Linked DNA regions of Homo sapiens: region 2 is linked to region 1. Evidence: read pairs that join two places in POLR2A ChIA-PET (ENCODE). Cell type or tissue: IMR-90. All regions are shown on one strand. Links, peaks and the distances in the headings refer to the core of each region. The heading gives the core; the rest is flanking DNA.

Region 1 (8,136 bases), core at 2,103-7,102:
TAATAAAAGCAAAAGGCTAATGCAACAACTATGACTTTACTGTTATTGTTCACAGGCACCATTTTTAAGAAACATTTGCTAGTTGTTGGGTACTAAGCTAATAAGCCCTTTAGACATAATTTTTAAATTTTCACTCTCACATCAACTCTCTAGTATAGTCCCGCTGTACAGATGTGGAAAATAAAACATAGAAATTGTATGAATTGTACAGCTTTGCCTATGGTCATAACGCTAGATACAAGCAAGTCTAGATCTCTCTAATTATGGAAGTACTGAGCACTTAACCATTCTGTCTTACTATATTTTCTTGACTCTTGCTCCACTGAACAAGAAATTTCTTTGCATAAACAAATACTAAATAGGATTTTCAGGGTATCCTATAAAGAACTGTCTGTCATATCAAAAATCATAGCCTAATCCTACTAAGAAAACAAAGACAACTTTGCATCCCTGTTCTTACTTGTTAAAGATGCTGAATTCATTCCAGATGGAGGCTTCATTGCACTGCTGCAACGGAGACACAGCGACTCAACTTAGTCACATGGATCGCTCTTTATTGAATATTTCAAGACTTACCCACCCTAGTTCCAAAGGGAAGTTGTTAACTGAGAATAGGGACTATACTAAATCACCTTAATTGTAGCTTCACTATAAATTTAAAATTTAAACTGCCCTGTAGGTTGAAAGCAGTTTTGTTCTGTTTTACTTTTCCCTCAGTCTGGTCTTAGAGTTAAAGAAGAATGGGTTAATGCAGTGGAATTTTTTTTAAATTATACTTTTTATCAAGCCCCATGAATTGTTAAGCCACCGTCTCAGCACTGAATGTTATACGTGCTGATGCTACATTATAGTGCTACTGCTTTCTAATTGGGCATAAACCCTTGAGAGGGCACTGGATGCAAATGATCACTGACTAGTTCACCTCTGGGAATAAAGGAAATAATCTACCAGGTAGGATTATGCCATGAAAGAAATACACAATTGATTCAAAGATGGACTAAATATAGTTTTAGAGTTTGCCAGAACCTTTTCCCTTAATTTCTCTCTGATATAAAAGTAACATATGCAAATATTACTATACATACAGATTATATACACACATATACAAATTTAAGAGGAATCCTAATGAAAAAAAGTACATGGTTACTAGGTAAAAGGTTAGATTTTCCTGTTTCTAAAATTTTTCAATATTTTCTGTTACTGAAATTTTTCTATATTTAATAGACTAGCTGAGAAAATAATAACTAGTAAAATCATATGCTAGTCTACAACAATGGTATGAAGTCATCCCAGAATAATGCCATTATTTAATTATACTTTGAATTCTCATTTCAAAGTCAGTCTACTAATGATTGGAGGAACATGCAACAGAAGTAAAATTTCCTTATTTATTTTCCAATGTTATCAATTATATATTTGGGGCAAGATTCTGAAAAATAGCTTCTTGTCCTTGCAAGAAATATAGTGCCAGATTCATCTGATCACTCTTTTATTTCATCAACATTAATTTGAAAAACTTGAGGAGCACCAAATATGTGCAAACACTCTTGGAAAGAGGGTGTATAACTGGATGTTTCGAGTATTTATTTCAAAACTTCAGAACTGAAGGAGGCATTGACACCACATTGAGGGTGCTGTTCCAAATTTCAGTAATAGCTTCCGGAACAATCATGCCCAGGCAAGCTGTCTTTGGTGCCCAGGGTAATTCCACATTATATTCAGGTCAGCATTCATTCTTGAAAAGATACTCATTTCTTAGATAAAGCATGTTTCTCAGTTAATATTTCTAACATATTTGAGGATGACACAGAGTGAGAGCAAGAGAGAGAGAACTGAAAAAACAATAACATTTCATTTGTGAATAAAGACCTTAGGAAAAAAAACAAAAGGAGGCAAGAGAATGTTCATGACTGTTTCTTGTTGTTTTGTCTCCAAATGCATCACTTCCTAACTTGCCATTTGTTCTTGATTATCCTGATATTCCGATATTCACTGGATTGGGGATAGAAAATGTATTAAATTTAAAAGAGATAAATCAGTCAGTGTTTTCAGAGCTGGGCTGAATAAACTGAAACAGAAGAGGCTAATCAAAATGAAGCAGTCACAAAGACTGTTATCACAAACCTAGGTATACTTGAGTCCTTTCATCAGTAGAAGGCAGCAACCAACTACGGAGGAGCTGTGGAGTGGAAGACACCATGTGAGTTGCTTGTCAGGGATTCTGATGACCAGATACTCCCCCAAAGAGTTCACAGTCCAGTTTGAGAGACAAATTCTATAATTGGACATAGTATGTGGCCTGTGCTCTAATAGATGAACAAGCCAGTTTCAGAAACAGCACAGGAGAGATGTTGCACTTGAGAAAAGCAAACGGAAAAAAAAAAAAAAAAAAAAAAAAAGGAGCTATCCTGGGTTTGAGTAAGTTTTGTTATTTCAGAAAACTCAAATCACCATTATGGACAAGCCCCTGTGAATCTGGAAAAAAACCTTGTGATTTCCATGGACAGAATCAAATGTGTGTACCATGAGAGAAAAACAGTCATAGAAATCTGGTCAGCCACGCGAGGCTGAGAAGTCTGACTATAACATTCTACATGGATCACAGAAAAAGGAATGATGTCTCAAGTCTGGTTTCCTGGAAGCAAGGTCTGAGATGAGGATTTGTGGGTAAAATTTATTAAAGAAGTGCTCCCCGGATAATTGGGAAGGAAATCATGGGGAAACAAGACAGAGAAGGGAAATAAGGCAAGCAAGAGTACTTTTTCAAGTGAAATTCAACAAAGGATAGCTTTAGTTTGGTCCTACTGGGAAACTACAGGCTGTAAGTTACATATTGGAGTTCGTCTTAACTTAAGGAAAGGGAGCTGGGCTCTCATAAACACCAGGGAGGACGTGGAACTCCCAGGTACCTCAGGTCTCCAGCTGTCCTAAGGCAGTCCTCTGAAGAAAGTCACTAGTGCTAGCCTGCACAAGTCAAACACCCAGAAGCAGATGAAGGGAGTGCAGAAATAGTAAAAAGGTATTCAGAGAGATATGGGTAAGAGTGCCAACACCAGGCAGCGCACAGACTGGTTGAAAATGGGAGAGGACAGGCTTATCCCATCAGCATAATCAATTCGGTTTCTGGGAAAATTTGTGGACTGCACCCTCTAGGAAATGTCCAGCCAATGCTCTTGTCCCAGCACCAGCACAAATATGCCAACATAGCCCCTAAATCAGTGCATTAATATAAAAATACAATTAGAGCATGCAGGAAGGGAAGGACACTACTAGCTGTGAAATTCATATGTCTGCAAAGCAACTTTATTCCAGTGGCACAAGCAATTCAATCACCATCCGGGTGCTGCAGATTTAATAGCTTAATTTTCTATGGACTGACAACGTCCATCCTAACAAGCCCTTTGCAGAATGCCTTAGGACAAGGCTGCACAACACATCATTTGGTGCTGTGTGCTTATATAATTATTCCCCCTCTAGAAGCATTTCACAGGGTGAGCAGGGAGGAATGAGTTAGCAGGGGAAACTTAAGCACTGCTTCAATATTTAGAGAACATAAGGTATTATTACAGGATTAATAAGCAAGGCTAGTTCAGCAATAGGGAGGGCTGCCAAGGGAGGCTGTGGAATTGCTATCACTGTAGATAATGAAGGCTGAGAATAGATACCCACCCAGAATGGATTTTTTATAGACAATAATAAGCTATCCCGCTATTCCAGAAAAGGGGATGAGCTATGTATTTCACTGTAGGGCTCTTCCAGCCCAAATGATTTCATAAATTAGATAAAGTAGTTTAGTTTAAAATATTACTTATTAACTATTACTTCTTCCAAAGTGTATCCAGTACAGAGATGGCTGAATGCAGAAGCTATTGAGTGACAAACCTAACTGGAATTACAAACATACTGCTAGCACCTACAAACAAACACCCACTCTGAAAACAGGACCATGGGAATCCAGGAAGGCAGATTTTTGTAGTGTGGAGAAATAGAGACCGCAATCCCACACAGTGGTATATTCAAACTTAGGTATTTAGGGGTCAAAAATTAGCAATAGTTGCAAGTGTTAGATCTGTTTTGTCCAAACACTGTCTGATGTCTATGTGGTACAGACATAGAGCTCTGAATGCCTGGTCTATTCTGGCTATAGTCCCTAGTGATGTCATAGAGTAAGATGTATATTTCACAAAGATTTGAATAGTTGCCCAGGAAAAATTGTTCTAGAAGTTGGAGAAATGAATAAGATTTTAAAGTATCTTGTGAATATAACAAAAGTTATATTAATATATATATTAATTCTATAGTTATATTAATATATATATTAATTATATAGTTATATTAATATGTATTATATAGTTAATATATATTAAAATTTTTCACATGATTTATAAAATATACATATAATATATATAATCTATAAAAATTTTTCACATGATTTTTTCCATGTCAGGAACAAAAATTCCATTAGGAGTAAAAGACCAGTTTACCACTCAGATGCTAGAACTGTGCTTAAATATGCATTAAGCTTGACTCAATGCATGGCACATCAAAATACTTCATTTTCTTTGAATAGGCAATCATGAAAATCTGTCTAGTTAATATTCTGTAGTACCTTCTGCCCAAAGAAGAGTCAAAGAATAAGACATTTCTCTAAAGCTTATTCAGTTTTCTATATGATATTCTGCGAGTTAACTCCTAATGGATTATTTCTTTTGGTTTCATTATGAGTCTTTTAATAAATGCTTCCTGTGGCTTTTATTGTATATCAATTGGATACACGCTAACTATAGACTCTCCTGTGATTTTTAAATTTTTGATTCTTATCTTAGAGTAACACAATAAATTACTAGAACCTCTCAACCACCTGCCCTTCCAGATTTTAATTACACATGAGCTTTGAAGAATTGTATATACATTTTAAGGTTCATATACTTACAACACTTGTAAATGGGTTATAAAAGTATGGATGCAGTTATGCTCTAAAACCAAAAGGGTTACCTTACAAACCCCCTGCCCCACCCCAACACAAAAAACCAACTGGAGAACATTTAATTGAAGTTCAGGGGCAAAAAATACATGTTATGGAATTAAAAGCCAAAAACATATATTTTCCCGGTATAGTGGCATTAAACACTGAACCTTAATTTACATTTCGGAGTAAAGAAACAATACTGATTTAAATTGCAGAAAATTAATAAAATCATAACTAGGTATGCATTTGATGGAGATACCCCAAATTATATTCTATAGCCAAAAATGAGTGTTTTCACATCTGAACACTCTTTCATGTTTCAAAAATATTTACTCAGTGACTAGTATGTGCAAAACATTATACTTGGAATTAATAATCCAATAGGGAGTTGAAGACTGCCCTCAGCTTTATAGGGCTTTTGGATTAATAGGGAAGGAAGACTAATAAAAATAAACACGTAAACAAATGTGAATTTGAAGGTTTGCCAAGTAAGCAGTGCTCTGAGCACCTTTATGAGAGATCTAACCCAATGGAGGTCAGGGAAGCCTTGCATAGGAAGGAAGACCTGAGCTCTCATTAGAAGGAAAAATAAAAGTTAACTAAGTGAAGAAAAGAGAGAACAATTTTCTAGGCCATGAAAAGACTAGCAACATTAACTACCAATAAATTTACCTGGAGGTTGAGGGAAAAGAGGACATATTCCAAAGTTCTTATTAAATCATCTAACTATTTCATGGAACCGTGGAAAGCAACAGACCAACACTAATTCTGGGATGAAGGGTTGGGTGGGTGGTAGGGATGGTGGAATTGAAAGAAACTGTGTAATACCAATGTCCTTTTTGTCGTTTCATTCCACAAGCTTTAAAATTTCATTTCAGTTTATTCACATTTACAGAAAACATATCTACCACTTCTAACACATAACGAAACAGATAATTGTTCTCACAGACTTTTCATTTCAGTATTTAAAGTCATGCTCACCATTATATATTCTTGTGCTCAATAGAAAATTTTCTAAATTTTAAAATCTAATGTACAATAAGCCAAGAATGTTATAGTACTAGTAAACTATTTAAACGTGCCACGTTGTTTAAATGGAGAGGCACTCTGCAAACAGTTGAAGGAAGTGAACTGCATGGTGCCATTAGCAAGACATAATGATGTTATAATAGACTAAATCAGAGTAAGTGCCACCTAAGTGGGCAAAATGCTAAATAATGCGAATTTCTCTTCTTTCTTTGGTCATAGATAACAATCATTTACTGATAAAAGAAAAAGGAAGGCACCCAACAACTAAGATGCCAGAGACTAAGATCACTTTATTTCATCCTCAAAAAATTCTAGCATTCTACCTGCCTCACTCTGACGTGATCGATAATAGCTCCTTGGTGTTAATCTTGATGAACTGAAATGGCAATAGTGAGTTACATATAAATACAAGCTTTTATTAGGACCTAGGAAACAGGGCATGCGATCCTTGGAAGACATGATGGCTAAAATACTCCCTTACAGTAAAACTCACTGCAACTCTATGTGCCACTCAGTAATGTGTCTGTGCAATACACAAGAACACACACCATCAAATCATTCTCATTTTATGATGAGTATTTACTCCAAAGTTATAACTTAATATTTTCAACAAATACACAAGTCCAACTCAGCTAGACTAGGCTATTAAGCTATTATATTTCCAGATTAGAAGAAAATAATGATAATAGTGATAATATTAAGTAACAGAAGGAGGAGGAAAAGGAGGAAGGGAGAAGTAGGAAGAGAAAACTGTCATTTATCCTCCACTCCAAATTTGCGGGCATTTTTTGGAGAACACTCTGTCTATCACATAGAGGTAGCCTTAACTTTTACAATTAAATATAAACATAAGACTTCAAAGCAACAGGAACAATCACGATTTTTTCAGGCATAATTTACAAAAAGACAGCACAATTCTTAGTAGCATATTGCCTTAATCATCATCAAAATAAACACTAATATGAAGCAAAGGAGATAAAGAGAACCTGGTGGAATACATTCAAAACTAAATCATGTCCTTATGGCAAATAATGAACAAATTAGAGACTGCTTTGTACTTTCAATTTTCATGTCCTTAATGTAAAGGCATTTCTTTCCCCACTCCCAAAACCTTCCTTAACATTAGTCTCCTACCTTTTTTAAAAAGGATTTTTAAAATACTTCCTTCCATATACAAAAGGATTCTAGGCCGGGTGTGGTGGCTCACGCCTGTAATCCCAGCACTTTGGGAGGCCAGTGCGGGCAGATCATGAGGTCAGGAGATCGAGACCATCCTGGCCAACACGGTGAAACCCCGTCTCTGCTAAAAATACAAAAAATTAGCTGGGCGTGGTGGTGCACGTCTGTAGTCCCAGCTACTTGTGAGACTGAGGCAGGAGAATCGCTGGAACCCAGGAGGTGGAGGTTGCAGTGAGGTGAGATTGCGCCACTGCACTCCAGCCTGGCGACACAGCGAGACTCTGTCTCGAAAAAAAAAAAAAAAGGATGCCAGTAGTAAGACTGAAGCATTACTCAATAAACCAATATTTACTAATCACAAAACTCTATACCAAACACTGAGCTCAGTACGAGGGAATACAAGGATAACCAAGACCTTCATCTGTGCTGCCAATCACTCAGAAGGTAGTGAGGAAGGTAGGTAGCCACATAAACAAATATCTGGAATAGGTCCTAATGACTAGATTTATAATAGGGGTAATTACATAGGACCATGGAAACATAAATAAGCAAGAGATTAATTGTGGATAGTTGGGAATCAGAACTACAGAGAGAACACTTATTTGTGTAAAACCTTTAAATGGTAATAAGAGGCTTGCAAGACATAGAAGGTGGAGAAGCTCATTTTAATAAACAGAAAGTAATTAGCAAAGCCATGGAGACTTATTGGGGATCATAATTTGGGGAAAGAACAGGTTTAGAGAGTTTATGGAAAGATCAGTGGGTGGAGGTAAGAATGAGGATGAATTGCATGCTTTCCAAGGAGTTTAGTCCATATATATTATGTAGCCAGTGAGAAGACATGGGATGCACTTAGTAAAAAGAAACAGGAGTCAAACTGCATTGTAGAAAGATAAATTTGGTGGCAATGAAGACATTAGACCTGCAAGGAAAGCCTGAGATTCAGAATGACTTCTTAG
Region 2 (8,136 bases), core at 1,578-6,577, 390 kb before region 1:
AGGGTTGTTTTTTTCTTGTAAATTTAAGTTCCTTGTACATTCTGGATATTAGACCTTTGTCAGATAGGTAGATTGCAAAAATTTTCTCCCATTCTGTAGTTTGCATGTTCACTCTGATGATAGTTTCTTTTGCTGTGCAGAAGCTCTTTAGTTTGATTTGATCCAATCTGTCAATTCTGGCCTTTGTTGCAATTGCTTTTAGTGTTTTAGTCATGAAGTCTTTGCCCATGCCTATGTCCTGAATGGTATTGCCTAGGTTTTCTTCTAGGGTTTTTATGACTTGGGGTTTTACATTTAAGTTTTTAATCCATCATGAGTTAATTTTTGTATAAGGTGTAAGAAAGGGGTCCAGATTCTGTTTTCTGCATATGGCTAGCCAGTTTTCCAAGCACCATTTATTAAATAGGGAATCCTTTCCCCATTGCTTATTTTTGTCAGGTTTGTTGAAGATCAGATGGTTGTAGATGTGTGGTGTTATTTCTGAGGCCTCTGTTCTGTTCCACTGGTCTATATATCTGTTTTGGTACCAGTACCATGTTGTTTTGGTTACTGTAGCCTTGTAGTGTAGTTTAAAGTCGGGTATTGTGATGCCTCCAGCTTCATTCATTTTGCTTAGGATTGTCTTGGCTATACAAGCTCTTTTTTGGTTCTATATGAAATTTAAAGTACTTTTTTTCTAATTTTGCAAAGAAAGTCAATCGTAGCTTAACAGGAATAGCATTGAATCTATAAATTACTTTGGGCAGTATGGCCATTTTCACCATTTTCATTATATTGATTCTTCCTACCCATGAGCATGGAATGTTTTTCCATTTGTTTGTGTCTGCTCTTATTTCCCTGAGCACTGGTTTGTAGTTCTCCTTGAAGAGGTCCTTCACATCCCTTGTAAGTTGTATTCCTAGGTATTTTATTCTCCCATGCAATTGTGTATGGGAGTTCCCTCACGATTTGAATCTCTGCTTGTCTTGTTGGTGTATAAGAATGATTGTGATTTTTGCACATTGATTTTGCATCCTGGGACTTTGCTCAAGTTGCTTATCAGCATAAGGAGTTTTTGCGCTGAGACAATGGTGTTTTCTAAATATAAAATCACGTCATCTGCAAACAGAGACAATTTGACTTCCTCTCTTTCCATTTGAATACCCTTTATTTCTTTCTCTTGACTGATTGCCCTGGCCAGAACTTCCAATACTATGCTGAATAGGAGTGGTGAGAGAGGGCATCCTTGTCTTCTGCCAGTTTTCAAAGGGAATGCTTCCAGCTTTTGCCCATTCGGTATGATATTGGCTACGGGTTTGTCATAAATAGCTCTTATTATTTTGAGATATGGTCTAACAGTACCTAGTATATTGAGAGTTTTTAGCATGAAGGGGTGTTGAATTTTATCGAAGGCGTTTTCTGCATCTATTGGGATAATCATGTGGTTTTTGTCATTAGTTCTGTTTATGTGATGGATTATGTTTATTGATTTGCATATGTTGAACCAGCCTTGCATCCCTGGGATGAAGCCAACTTGATTGTGGTGGATAAGCTTTTTCATGTGCTGCCAGATTCGGTTTGCAAGTATTTTATTGAGGATTTTCGCATCCATGTTCATCAGGAGTATTGGCCTGAAATTTTCTTTTTTGTTGTGTCTCTGCCAGGTTTTGTTATCAGGATGATGCTGGCCTCATAGGGTGAGTTAGGGAGGATTCCCTCTTTTTCTATTGTTTGGAATAGTTTCTGAAACAATGGCACCAGCTCTTCTTTGTACATCTGGTAGAATTCGGCTCTGAATCCATCTGGTCCTGGGGTTTTTTTGGTTGGTAGCGTATTAATTACTGTCTCAATTTCAGAACTTGTTATTGGTCTATTCAGGTATTTGACTTCTTCCTGGTTTAGTCTTGGGATGATGTATGTGGCCAGGAATTTATCCATTTCTTCTAGATTTTTCATAGAGGTGTTTATAGTATTTTCTGGTGGTAGTTTGTATTTCTGTGGGATCAGTGGTGATATCCCCTTTATTATTTTTATTGTGTCTATTTTATTCTTCTCTCTTTCTTTTCTTCTTTACTAGTCTAGCTAGCAGTCTCTCTATTTTGTTAATCTTTTCAAAAAACCAGCTCCTGGATTCACTGAATTTTTGAAACATTTTTCATGTCTCTATCTCCTTCAGTTCTGCTGTGATCTTAGTTGTTTCTTGTCTTCTGTTAGCTTTTGAATTTTTATTTGCAATTTTTAAAAAACTCGTAAGTTAGAAAGAAATAAGTCTTACGTTTAATGTGACTCGACAATGAGTTAAATAATTTTACTTAGAGTGCCTAGGCTATCAATGAAAAAGTAATGCATACATCTTAGTTTTTCTTAGTTATATGTTTTCTCCCTACAGGAGTCTTGTGATTCAGTAAGTAGCTCACCTGAACAAATGGAGGTACTCGTGGTCACAACACTAATCCAACTCAAAGTCACTTGTCGATTTCCATCTCTTGACTTGGGCACATTACTAAATGGATCATCCACTTATTTTTTCATATTTGCTCTTGATCATTCACTCACTCATTCAATAGTTTTTTCATCTTCTAGTGTATGTCACCCCTTGAGCTAAATTCTGAGGACAAAGATGTAATAGGACATGATCTCTGCCTGCCTTAGAAAGTTCAGACTAGTGGATGTTACACAACTAAATTTCAATAATAAAGTGCTATTTTTTGTTAGCTGACACATTAGGGCAACGAAGAATTAGATATCTGTCCCCTAACTCTTATAGCCCTTAACTTGAAATTCCATTTTCCTTAAAATGATGATTTGACAATCTAAATTATTTTTAAACGGTGTCTCAGCTACATGATATGCATGAAAATTAAATTTTAAAATGTAAAAGACACTGAGATACATTAAGCCCTAAAACAATGACAAACATCAATTTGGATTGACTGTATAACTATATACTTCCATTTTAATAAAAATGATTTTGTTCTTAAGCTTCCAGAAAACTTTGAGTAGGCATGAGCTGTGAACATGTAATGACATGGTGGCCCTGACACTAACTGTTATTAACACTTCTCAGCAAATTTCCTTGACTGAAAAATGGAGATAATAATACTAATAACCTTAGAGGGTTATTGTAGAAATTCAATGTTATGATATACTAAAAATTTAGCAGAGTTTCAGGAATACAGAAGCTCAGTAAATCATGATCATTTCTACAATTTTTATTACATAAGGAAATTTAGAACACTTTAAGAGGACAGCTACTAAGTAAATATAAGTCATGTTAATTACAGAACAATTATCACTATTTAGAATGTGTCCCATTGTGTTCCTCATAAGTGTAAACTTACTAGATGTTATATTAAATTATATGGAGGTAGGCATATTAAATTGATAATGAGATCCTTAAAATGTGGCCACTGTATTAGCAAGAGAATCAAGAAATATATTACAGGGTGGGAAACATAACACTGTTCCTATCATTTGTGAGCGACAAAGATTAATGATTTATTACTGGGCTCATTAATCAAAACTGTGTGGCTTTTTTTTTTTAAGGAGCAATTCCACTGTTCAAGTCAATTAGCTCACCAAAGCTATTACACCGAAGAAGCTGTAGTGTTATTCAGACTTCCCTGGGAGTATTTACAGTATAAAATAAATGCTATTATTCAGAAGATACCGAATTGCTAAGCTTCTTAAACTCATACAATTGGGAACCTGCAGTACATTAAAATGCTGAAACTCATTAAGAGAGTTTTTTTTCTCATCTTTAGAGTCACTGGCATTCTCAGCACTGTTAAAAACAATAAAATGCTCCTGGCTTCCAAGGAGAGGGTGACTTCTGCTCTTTCAGCTCCACCTCAATGAATCACTAAGGCAGAACTGGCACCCAACCTTCGAAACAGCAACAGATTCTGCTGGATTATCCTAATAATGGAATAGGACAACAATATTAGCTAAGATGTTATAGAAGAGAGGAGAGGAGGAAAATGCAACTAGTGCATAAATGATCACCTTCTTAGCTCTATTTAAACTGTCTGAGCATCTGTATATAAAATGTCATTAATGATTTTAACACATATGATAAAGTTACAATCTATGAGTTCCTTCTTATATAAGTGAATTACTAGACAAAAGAGGAAAAAGATAAACCTGTACTTAAAGTATAATAAAAGCTAATAAATGTAGAAGGAATATTGACGTTAACAAAATCACCACATGACACCCCAATGGTAATAATTTATTTAGGCTAGAACGATCAGTGTATGTAAAAACTAGTGAGTGAGGCTGGACATGGTGGCTCATGCCTGTAATCCCAGCACTTTGGGAGGATGAGGTGGGTGGATCACCTGAGGTCAGGAGTTGAGACCAGCCTAGCCAACATGGTGAAACCCCATCTCTACTAAAAATACAAAAAATTAGCCAGGCGTGGGGATGTGCGCCTGTAATCCCAGCCATTCAGGAGGATGAGGCAGGAGAATCACTTGAACCTGGGAGGCGGAGGTTGCAGTGAGCCAAGATCATGCCGTTGCACTCCAGCCTGGGCAACAAGAGTGAAACTCCATCTCAAAAAACAAAAAAGAAAAGAAAAAAAAAGAGTGAGTAAAAGTCTGATAGGAACTAGGAAATGTACATCAATCTCCATGGAAAACTGTAACTTTTCCATGGAGACATTTGGCAAATATCACCGCAAACAAGTGATCAAAGTAGTATCAGCAGAATGGGATGAATGAGTATCTTGTGCCTCTCGATATGATACACTGAGAAGGACATCACAGCACTATATGGCATTCCTTTCAGCAAGGCATAACCCGAACCTAATCATAGAAAAACATCCCATAGATCTAAGGTAGGGATGCTCTACATAATAATTGGCCTATAATCTTCAAAAATGTCAAGATGAAGAAAGACAGAAGAATGATTGCAGATTAAAGGACACTGAGAGACTTACGAATCTAACATTTGATCCTAGATTGAATCCTAGATCCCAAACCCTCCCCTAAAAAAATTTTTTGTTTATTATAAAGGACATTTATGGAATAATGCAAAATTCAACTCAGTTCTATAGATTAGACATTTCTATTGTACCAGTGTTAATTTCCTGATGTTGATTATTCCACTGTTGTAATGTAAATGAATTACCTTGTTATTAGGACATATAACTAAACTCTTTATGGATACGAGGGCATCATGTCCTAAATTTAGTCTCAAACATCTTAAAATAATAATATGTATATATTAATAGAGAAAATGATAAAGCAAATGTAAGAGATGTTAGTACGTGGAAAATTTGGGTGAAAAGTATTATGGTATTTTTGCAACATTTTTACAAGTTTAAAATTACAAAAAAATAACATGAAAAAACTGAAAAAATAAAATAAACAAGCTGTTAATTTTGATAGCCAAAATCCAAAAATATAAAAGTATTCCTCATAAGTGCTTTACCTTATAAAAGAAATTTAAGACAGTGTATATTTTGTGTCTTGCATTCAAACTGCCCTCCCTTGAGACAGAAAGAATACCAAACACGAAATTCAGCATCTGCTTCTCCTAATATTGCACAATTAACATACTCAGCAGTACCTTGGACAGTGTTTATTTGTTTGGTTCATTTGCATACCACTCGCTCATGGTCTCCACTAAAGGTTTTAGGCAATATTTCTGCTTAGGTGTGTACAGAGAGAATGAAGATGGACATTCAAACTGGATTCCAGGCATCAATAGGCAATAGTAAATAAAAGAAGAGCCACATAAATTCTCTTTAATTACAGATATATTTCTCTTCTACTATCCCCATGCTCACCTGACTCTGCCAGATTTTCTTCTCATAATGTTGCCTATATATGCACTTTCAGAATTATTTCCTCATTAATAGTTGGAAACATCATAGTTTTGTGAGTTTACAACCTCATCCACAACATGGAATAAGGCAGTGGTTACTATCTTAGAGAAATGGATAGACCCGTGACCCTGAAACAGGGCAGTTTTCCCCTCAGAGGACTGTTGGCAACATCTGGAGACATTTTTCTTTGTAACAACTGCACTGTAGGGGCTGCTACTGGCATTCTACACACACAGGAATGTCTCCTACTCAAAGAATTACCTGTGAAAGAATCTGTCATGCCAAGGTTGCTATACCCTAGTATTAGACCACTTACGAGGAAAGAAAAAAATACATATTTAATATTATATCTCTGTTGTTATATAGTTATTACATCACCATATATCATATATATCTTATATAAATATACATAAGGCTTCCAATGTTGATTTGGGTATTTTTATCATTAAAGAGTCCTTACATGTGTGCAAGGATGTAACGAGGCATAAATGCCTCTGTTATAGTTTGAGTACAACTGTTAAGCCAAATACATTTTAAAATTTCATAAAAGCTAACTTGTATAACCAAAACAATTCAATTAAAATATTAATTTAGTATCATAGATAATGTTATTTTGCCAAATCTAAATTGCCGCTTGCAGTGTGAATCTGCTAGTATCTGCTGCAACACTAAATATTTTTGAAATTCATAGGCTGTATACTTTGTGCCACATGACATTCAGATTCTTCCACTACTTTTTCTATAAAACCTTCATCTGAGTGTAGCTTGCCAGGGTAACAGCTTTCATTTGGTTTAAAAGCATCATTTACTTATTTAGTCAGCGTCTTTTCTCTTTCCTTCCTCATTAGCCCCAGACAATGACAGCAGGCCTCTTTGGCACCAGATAATTACAGATATAAATACAGACACAGACAGTGTCGTTGACCGATCCTCCAGATGATCTCAAATATGCTTTCATAATTTTTAAAAGATTACCATAGAATGAAAAGTCACACACACACTCACACACACACACACACACAGATTCTTACAGGGAACTCATGAATTCTTAAAAATTATTTCCACACACTTTAGTGAGAACAATGCCAATACAACAAAAAAATGCCAGAGATTTGCATGGATGATCAATCTGCTTTCAAATCCAAAAGCATTTAACATATTATTTAGGTATATGTTTATATATATAAACACATACATACATAGGTAGACCCTATCATTCCAGACTAATAAGTTCACTTCCTTGAGTTTTTATTTCACTGTCAGTTACAAGAATACTACTACTACCATAGGGTTACTGTAAAGATTAATGGACACTTTGTAAATGTTAATATCTTTCCTTTTCTTCCTGTTAATTGGCTGTACACATTCACTGGGTGCCTGTCTATATTTTCTTCCCAAGTAAATGAGAAAATGCTTACAATGGCTACATATGATACAATTTACATAGAAAAAGGATTGATGAATTTCAGTTTTACTAAAAAGTACTACAAAATTAATAAAATCCAAAACATTTTCAAGGAAGGTGAAAAGGCCACGTTTCTCAGGCAAAAAAGAGCTTCCTGCATCCTGGGTAAATAAAAAGGGCCAATGTGGGTGCAACAGAGGGAGCTAGCGGGTAATGGCATGAAGTGACTTTGGAAAGGTAGGCAGGGGCCAGATCACATAGGGCCTTGTGGGCCATGTGGGTCTACATACTGTGAATTGGGATTATGCTAAGTACAATGAGAAGACATTGATGAATTTAAGTGGGGAAAGACAAAATCTGATTTGCCTAAAAAAAAAAAAAATGTATCTGTAAGAAAATGTAGGGCCAATAAATGGAGCCGAGTTCCAATTAGGTGGGAAGCTGTTGTAATGGATGAGGAGAGTCCTTCTGGATATATTAGTGAAGATAGTTATAAAGAAAAGTGGATTAAGAAATCTGTTTTGCAGGTAAATTCTACACACTTTCTGATGCACAGAATTTGAGGAATTTGAGAAAAGAAAGTCCAAGGATGATCTCAGGGTTTTGACTTTTGCGTCCTGGCCCACAGCTACTATTGATTATCATAGAAGATGGAGGGCCAAATGTGAGGGGGGAAATCTACAACTCTACTTTGAATATTTTAAGTTTGATATATCCATTAAACATCTAGTTTTGCAATCTGACTCATCTAGTTTCACCTAATAAGAGTAGTGATGATCTATAAATATAAACATGCAGGAACCCTGGAATTTCTTAAATCTGGTTTTATAGCCTTAGTTTGGCTCAACACAGTCGTGGAACTGAGTAGACAAAAAGCAGATTCTCTTTGCAAGTAAAAAAAATGAACATATTGGATCAT

The links. ChIA-PET counts read pairs that join two places held together with the same protein. Peaks named below come from ENCODE experiments on the same cell type or tissue, not always from the same donor. Only the 100,000 strongest peaks of a DNase experiment are listed, where the experiment ranks them.
Region 2: POLR2A ChIA-PET joins it to region 1 with 5 read pairs; 3 of 35 experiments call an interaction of 5 or more read pairs at or near these places.

Annotation. Positions count from the first base shown.
Region 1 is chr3:29,326,079-29,334,214 of GRCh38, reverse strand. The region is part of intron 1 of RBMS3 (RNA binding motif single stranded interacting protein 3); the gene reads right to left. Among named protein-coding and RNA genes, the nearest start is that of RBMS3, 49 kb to the right of the region's middle. In IMR-90, for the core only: no CTCF peak of the experiment used is centred there; a DNase peak (open chromatin) is centred at 4,034.
Region 2 is chr3:29,719,395-29,727,530 of GRCh38, reverse strand. The region is part of intron 4 of RBMS3 (RNA binding motif single stranded interacting protein 3); the gene reads right to left. Among named protein-coding and RNA genes, the nearest start is that of RBMS3-AS2, 81 kb to the right of the region's middle. In IMR-90, for the core only: no CTCF peak of the experiment used is centred there; no DNase peak of the experiment used is centred there.